Linked DNA regions of Homo sapiens: all the other regions are linked to region 3. Evidence: read pairs that join two places in POLR2A ChIA-PET (ENCODE). Cell type or tissue: OCI-LY7. All regions are shown on one strand.

Region 1 (2,500 bases), 72 kb after region 3:
CTGTGGAGCATAGATTTGTATGGGACAGTACTAACTGTCACAGGTATTTAGTGGAAATAAGATATACATGAATAACGATATTACAAAGTGGAAGGCACTAAGTGCCACATAAGAGGTGAAAGAACCTCTCAATGGTTTGGAGAAGGCAAAGGTTATTTCTAGCTTCATGGTAGCGTTGACAACAGAGCTAGGTCTTGGTTGGATTTGGACAAACCCCTAGACAGAGGTAAAGGTGGAGAAGGGGTTGAGGTGGGTAAAGCAATGTATTCGATTTGGCTGGAAAATAGTATGGCTAGAAAGGTAGGTATTGGATAGTGACTGCTCATAACTGATGTTAATAATTACAAGTCATCAGAAAGGTTAACCATGAGGCACATACTTTTGAACTAAAGGCTATCATCACTTTTGAGATTACTTTCTTAAAAAGTATTTTAGGGTTTTTTTCTTAAGTTTAAGCAGCACATCAGCCAGAGTCATTGGTTGCAGCAACAAAAATTGATCCTAAACATAAAAGTAATTTACTGAAAGGCTATTAGTTTGATCATGGAATTGATGGGAAGGCTGGATACGTAAGATTGAACTGGGAAGAAATTAAGCTAGGCAGCAGGAACAATCAGGTCAGAATGCCAAACATCTGTGCTGAACACAGCTACTACTAACCAAATGCTCACTCCAATGGAGACCCAGCCTCCCCTTCCCTACATCTGTTATTAAGTCTCAACTCTTGAGTACCTGTTTTCAATATGTGTGATAAAATGGGAAGTACACCTGAAGTTTTCCTCCTGCATTCTGAAATACAAGTTGCCTCAAGAAAAAGCACTTGTGCAGTTTTTGAGGTGGCTCAACTAATTGCTTTTCTCATGGGACACTATTTTTACTTGAAAGAACGAATGACAAACTATGGTTATTTAGAAGTATTTACCATTTTCTTGAAAATGAATGAAAAAATGAATGAAACAAGCCTGTTATTTTAAATAAGATAACTTAGTACTACTTATTGCCAATAAAAAAGTTTGAGAATTCAGGTGAAAATTAGTATTTTGGAAAACTTGTATCTGTCACTGTGAGCTTGACAGCTTCCCACATGCTCAAATTCTTCTGACAGATCATTGGTGATATTAATGAAATGTGATTTTTTTACATTGTATAATAAATGAGTCAACGTTTGGAAGATCTGCATAACTCTGAAATCAGTATTTTCCAAATGACCATGTAGCCATGTAACAATAATGCTATAAAACAAGGTATGGGTAAAAATTCATTCAAGGTACAAAACATAAGCTAATGTATTTTAATGCAACAGAATATGAAAAGTTCATTGACATAATTTCAGATTCCACATTGCACTAATCACTTAAGAAAATACCACTTGTGGAGTTTTGGTACAGTATCAGAGTAAGAATATCCAAAATTATCTGAAAAATCTACTGAAATAATCCTCCCTTTCCAACTACATATTTGTGTGATGCTGGAGTTTTTTGGTATATTTTAATCAAAATAGTGTATCACGGCAAAATGAATGCAGAAGCATTTAATGGAATCCAGCTGTCTTCTATTAAACTACATATTAAAGAGATTTACAAAAAATGTAAAACAGGGCATGGGCATGCCAGCCCCTGCTTCTCAGCCTGTACTCCCAGCACTTTGGGAGGCCAAGGCAGGTGGATCACCTGAGGTCAGGAGTTTGAGACCAGCCTGACCAACATGGAGAAAAGCCGTCTCTACTAAAAATACAAAAAATTGGTGGGGCGTGGTGACACATGCCTGTAATCCCAGCTACTCGGGAGGCTGAGGCAGAAGAATCGCTTGAACCTGGGAGGCAGAGGTTGCAGTGAGCCAAGATCGCACCACTGTACTCCAGTCTGGGCAACAAGAGCAAAACTCTATCTCAAAAAAAAAAAAAAGTTTTCTTTTCTTTCCAATCCCAACTGATGTGTAGCATAAACAACTTTTAAACATGTCTTTTACCCCTGACAGATCAAGAAACTTTTTTTTTTTTTTCAGGCAGAGTCTCACTCTGTTACCCAGGCTGGAGTGCAGTGGCACAATCTCAGCTCACTGCAACCTCCAGTTCAAGCAATCCTCCTGCCTCAGCCTCCCGAATAGCTGGGATTACAGGCGTGCACCACCATGCCCAGCTAATTTTTTTTTTTTTTTTTGAAATGAGTCTTGCTCTGTTGCCCAGGCTGGAGTGCAGTGGTGCGATCTCGGCTCACTGCAAGCTCTGCCTCCCGGGTTCATGCCATTCTCCTGCCTTAGCCTCCCAAGTAGCTGGGACTACGGGCGCCCGCCACCACACCTGGCTAATTTTTTGTATTTTTAGTAGAGACGGGGTTTCACCTTGTTAGTCAGGATGGTCTCGATCTCCTGACCTCATGATCTGTCCGTCTCGGCCTCCCAAAGTGCTGGGATTACAGGCGTGAGCCACTGCGCCAGGCCATTTTTTTTAATTTTTAGTAAAGACTGGGTTTCATCATATTAGCCAGGCTAGTCTCAAGCT
Region 2 (2,500 bases), 180 kb before region 3:
TCACTTTAAGCCTTTGAAATATACTTAGAATCAGAACCTGGTTACTTCTTACCCATCTACTCTGCCATCACTTTGTTCCAATTCACCATTATCATAGTTTGAACTGTTGGAGTGGTGTCTAGATTTTTGTTCTTCATTTTTCCACCAAGCAGCTAGAGAGGTCCTTTTAACACATAAATCAGACAATGTCATTTCTTTGCACACAGCTCATTCATTTCATGGCAAAAAAGGCTATATATGATATGGTTCTTTATCTTTCTGATCTTATCTCCTAATACTATCACCTATCAATGCTCTGCTTCAGCCACATTGACTTCTTTTTAAAAAATTTTAAAAAATATTAATAACTTTATTCTTTTCTGTTTTTACTGGGGCTGGCATAATAAAATACAACCGCAATTTTTTTTTTTTGAGATGGAGTCTCACTCTGTTGCCCAGGCTGGAGTGTAGTGGTGCGACCTCAGCTCACTGCAAGCTCCACCTCCCAGGTTCACGCCATTTGCCTGCCTCAGTCTCCCGAGTAGCTGGGACTACAGGCGCCCACAACCACGCCTGGCTAACTTTTTGTATTTTTAGTAGAGACGGGGTTTCACCGTGTTAGCCAGGATGGTCTCGATCTCCTGACCTTGTGATCTGCCCACCTCGGCCTCCCACAGTGCTGGGATTACAGGCATGAGCCACCACGCCTGGCCATTTTTTTTTTAAAGTTCCAAGTATATTCCTGTCTTAGAGCTTTTGCAGGTATCGTGCCCTCTGTTGTGTATGCTTTCCAACCTCAATATTTACATGGCTGTCTTCCTCAATTTTTTCAATCTTGCTCAAATATCATCAGAGAGAATTCCCCTCACCTGTATAAAATAACATCTTTGTCTACCCTTTTCATTTTCTCTCCCCCTTTTCTTAATGTTTTATATGCATATGTATGTATACACATGTGTGTATATATGTATTTAATGGTTTCACTCTACCTGTTAAAGAAGAACCCTTTTTGTTTCATTTCTGCATCCCCAGGGCCTAGAAACAGTACTCAAATACTTCTTGAATGCATGACTGAATAAACTGGATAAATATTTGTGTTTATAAGGGAAATCAGTGGGCATATAGCAGCATTAGGACTCTGGAGAAGTGTGGAGTAGTTAGGTAGGGGTGTGTTCTGGAGAGAATAAGTTACTGGAGTGGACATGTTCATGCTAAAGATTATTTGTGGGCAGATTACTTGGGCAGATAGTAATACATGAAGTCAGAAGCCTTTCTGGATTATTGGTTTCTCTTTGAATCCACCAAGGACAGTTTTTTTTTCTCTTCATTTGACCCCATGATATAGGATTAGGTTTCTTTCTTTTTCTGTTTCTTCTTCCTGTTTTTTTATTTATTTTTATTTTTTTATTTTTTGGCTTCAGAGTGAGCAAGCTTTCTTTCACCCTTTCTTGGCTCTCTGGTTTATTGTCATAGCCAGTCCTTTCCTGCCAGCTTGATTGTCTTCCCTCTAGTGGCTGGCTCTCATCTCCCTGGCTTCTTTTTTGTCAGGAAGGGTGTTGTGTATGTGCACTTTATCCCTGAATGCTAAGAGAGGACTTGTCAAACTGACAGTTGGTGTGACTGCTGGCTGCCACTTGACACGGAGAATGACATCTAAAAGTCTGCATTTGCAGCCGTGGACCTTCAAGAGACTCATAGAAGAGGCTGTACTTTTTCAGTGAGAAATAACCACATCTATGAACATTTAGTATTTATAATATTAAAATGTATCCTTTCACTAAACTATATTTAGCCCTCATACTGTTCATCCTATCTTATATTACTGATCTTTTTCATGTGATAAATAAGATTATGTAGAAAACACCAAGATTTTTCAGGAGTAGTGTATAATAATGAACAAGGTTTATTTCATTTGTTTCTTGTGTGCATTACATCATTCATTTCCCTCCCATTTTGACATCTGCAATGGCTCCCTGATATCTACTAAATATAACTATTTAACCAGCATCTAAGGCAATTCATAATATGCCCCAACCTACTTTTTAAAATCTTATTTCTTAGTCCCCTCACAGATTTTCTCTACCCTATTCCACTGGTTTCTAAACAGGTTTTTTTTGAAGCCTCTTAGGCATTCCCTTGGAAAGGTAGGGGTCAAGTCACCAGATTTCTATCCTCAACCTTTAGGCTTTAATCTCTTTTGCATATTTTGGTTTCTTTAAAATAGGGCTCTATAACTAAAAGAGGTTTGAAAGTCACTCCATTTGTCTGGTCAGATGATTAGTCTCTATGTCTTTCAGTCTGTCTCTGCCTCTTTCTCCTGTACACATACTCCCTAGGGCCTTATACTTAAACATTTTCTTGTGGCTTTACTTTTCTGTGTAGTTCCTTCTGCCAGGAATGCTAATGTCTCCAGTTGATCATTCATATAGTGAGTTTTGCTGGTTAGCTGGAACAGTGTGACAGTTTTAAACATTTTATTTTTATTTCTAAAGAATTTCCAGTAAGCTGGGAATTAAGTGTT
Region 3 (2,500 bases):
GATTGCACCACTGCACTCCAGCCTAGGCGACAGGGCAAGGCCTTGTCTCAAAAAAAAAAAAAAGTTCTGAACGTGGAGTTTCATGCAGAGACGGCCAGGCCTTTGTACCCCCATGCAGATCAGTGGCTGGATGTGGGCTGCCCTGGGAAGGGTGTGACCTCAGGCTGGGTGATCTCAGCAGCTGAGGCTGTCCTACAGGGCTGGTCACTTAAGGCCGTATGCTGACCGCCTGCCCAGCTGCTGGGCAGCACGTCCTTCTTGGAAGGGGATCTGGGCAGGTGGCAATGACTGATGCCCACCAGGGCTGTGGCCTTGTCAGTCTGTGGGATAACACAGACCCTGCCTCAGTGGCTCCAGGGGAAAAAGAGACCATCTACGTGAATTGTTTAGCTCAGGGCACAGCACACAAATAAGAGCTCAAAAAATGTCAACCACTCTTGTTATCCCCATCCTGACCCAAATCACAGGATGACCCTCTGCTCTTCTCCCTCATCCTCGCGTACCTCCCCAGCGTCCAGCAAGTGTCCAAGCCTCACTTCCACACCTCCACTAATGGACAGGTCACTACTTCCCAAGGCAGCCCAAGTCACTGTTGAACAGCTTTTTTTTTTCCTGTGGTAAAATATACATAACCTACATTTTACCACTTTAATCATTTTTAAGTGTACAGTTCAGTGGCGTTAGGCACATTCACATTGTTGTACAACTATCAGCACCATCCATTTCCAGAACTTTTTTCCCAAACTGATACTCTTTACCCATTAAACAATATTCCCTCATTCCTCCTCTCCCCTGAACGCCTGGCAACCACCACCCCCATTTCTGTCTCTATGAATTGGACTGGACTGCTGTAAGCATCTCATGTGAGTGGAATCACACAGTATTTTTTTTTCCTTGTGTCTGGCTTATTTCACTTAACATAATGTCCTCAAGGTTCATCCCTGTGACAGCATATGTCCGGATTCCCATTTTTCTTTAAGGCTGAATAATAGTCCATTGCTTGTACACACCACATTTTGCTTATCCATTTATCTGGCCGTGGATGGATAGTTGGGTGGCTTCCACCTTGTGGCTATTGTGAGTGATGCTGCTGTGAACACTGGTGTACAAGCGCCTATGTAAGACCCGCTTTAGCAGGGCATGTGGCTCACGCCTGTAATCCCATCACTCTGGGAGGCTGAGGCGGGCGGATCACTTGAGGTCAGGAGTTTGAGACCAGCCTGGCCAACATGGTGAAACCCCATCTCTACTAAAAATACAAAAATTAGCTGGGCATGGTGGCGGGCGCCTGTAATCCCAGCTACTCAGAAGGCTGAGGCAGGAAAATTGCTTGAATCCAGGAGGCGGAGGCTGCAGTGAGCCAAGATCATGCCACTGCATGCCAGCCTGGGCAACAGAGTGAGACTCTGTATTAGAAAAAAAAAAAAACCTGCTTTTTTTTTTTGTTTTTGTTTTTGTTTTTGTTTTTTGGGGTTTTTTTTGATAGGGTCTCGCTCTATCACCCAGGTTGGAGAAGGTGCGATCATAGCTCACTGCACCCTCAATCTCCCGGGCTCAAGCAATCTTCCCACCTCAGCTTCCTGAATAGCTGGGACTATAGGTGGGCACCACCACACCCAGCTAATCTTTTTATTTCTTGTAGAGACAGGGTCTTGCTGTGTTGCCCAGGCTTGTCTCGAACTCCTGGCTTTAAGTGATCCCCCCACCTCAGCCTCCCAAAAATGCTGGGATTACAGTGATGAGCCACGCCGGCCACTGCTTTCAATTATTTTGGGTATGCAGAGGCGGAGCTACTGGACCATATGGCAGTTCTACATTTAATTTTTTGAGGAACTGCCATCTGGTTTCCCACAGTGGCTGCACCATGTTTCTCGAGCAGCTCTGAGAGAAAACGTTCTCTTTCATCACGCTGCATTCCCATGACGTCCTCACTGGCCCTTGGCTTTGCCCTGGGGACAGCCCTGCTGAGTCTTTTTTTTCTTTTTCTTTTTCTTTTTTTTTTTTTGAGACAAGGTCTAGTTCTGTTGCCCAGGCTAGAGTGCAGTGGTGCGATCATAGCTCACAGCAGCCTCGAACGCCTGGGCTCAAGCAATCCTCCCACCTCAGCCTCCTGAGTAATTGAGACCACAGTTGAGTGCCACCACACCCAGCTATGGTTTTTTTCGTAGAGACGGGGTCTCACTATGTTGTCCATGCTGATCTTGAATTCCTGCACTCAGGCAATCTGCCCACCTTGGCCTCCCAAAATGCTGGGATTACAGGTGTGAGCCCCCGTGCCCGGCCTCTGTTGAGTCTTGATGCCAACTCAGGAGCCCCGCTGAGCCCTCTGCTCTGGGCACGTCACCCATTCCAGTGCCCAGGGCCCTGACTGCCCACTTCACAGAAGTGCAGTGGCATTTTCTCTTGAGGAACCCCACCAGGGGGAGAGGGAATGGGGTCTCAGAGTCAGGAGCAAGCTCACCTGGCACTTGGAAGGAAACCCAGGACCTCCTGCCCACAC

Evidence for each region. Peaks named below come from ENCODE experiments on the same cell type or tissue, not always from the same donor. Only the 100,000 strongest peaks of a DNase experiment are listed, where the experiment ranks them.
Region 1: POLR2A ChIA-PET joins it to region 3 with 7 read pairs; 7 of 35 experiments call an interaction of 5 or more read pairs at or near these places.
Region 2: POLR2A ChIA-PET joins it to region 3 with 5 read pairs; 2 of 35 experiments call an interaction of 5 or more read pairs at or near these places.

Annotation. Positions count from the first base shown.
Region 1 is chr9:37,457,571-37,460,070 of GRCh38, forward strand. The region is part of intron 1 of ZBTB5 (zinc finger and BTB domain containing 5); the gene reads right to left. Among named protein-coding and RNA genes, the nearest start is that of ZBTB5, 6.6 kb to the right of the region's middle. In OCI-LY7, no CTCF peak of the experiment used is centred here; no DNase peak of the experiment used is centred here.
Region 2 is chr9:37,208,648-37,211,147 of GRCh38, forward strand. All of the region lies in intron 2 of ZCCHC7 (zinc finger CCHC-type containing 7), which reads left to right. Among named protein-coding and RNA genes, the nearest start is that of ZCCHC7, 89 kb to the left of the region's middle. RefSeq lists a silencer at 1,425-1,719. In OCI-LY7, a CTCF peak has its summit at 1,509 (motif pointing left); a DNase peak (open chromatin) is centred at 1,534; H3K4me3 peaks cover 2,402 bases; H3K27ac peaks cover 2,500 bases.
Region 3 is chr9:37,385,310-37,387,809 of GRCh38, forward strand. The region is part of intron 2 of LINC01627 (long intergenic non-protein coding RNA 1627); the gene reads right to left. All of the region lies in intron 2 of LOC124902153 (a long non-coding RNA gene), which reads left to right. Among named protein-coding and RNA genes, the nearest start is that of LINC01627, 8.2 kb to the right of the region's middle. RefSeq lists an enhancer at 177-677. In OCI-LY7, a CTCF peak has its summit at 1,066 (motif pointing left); a DNase peak (open chromatin) is centred at 1,092; H3K27ac peaks cover 1,358 bases.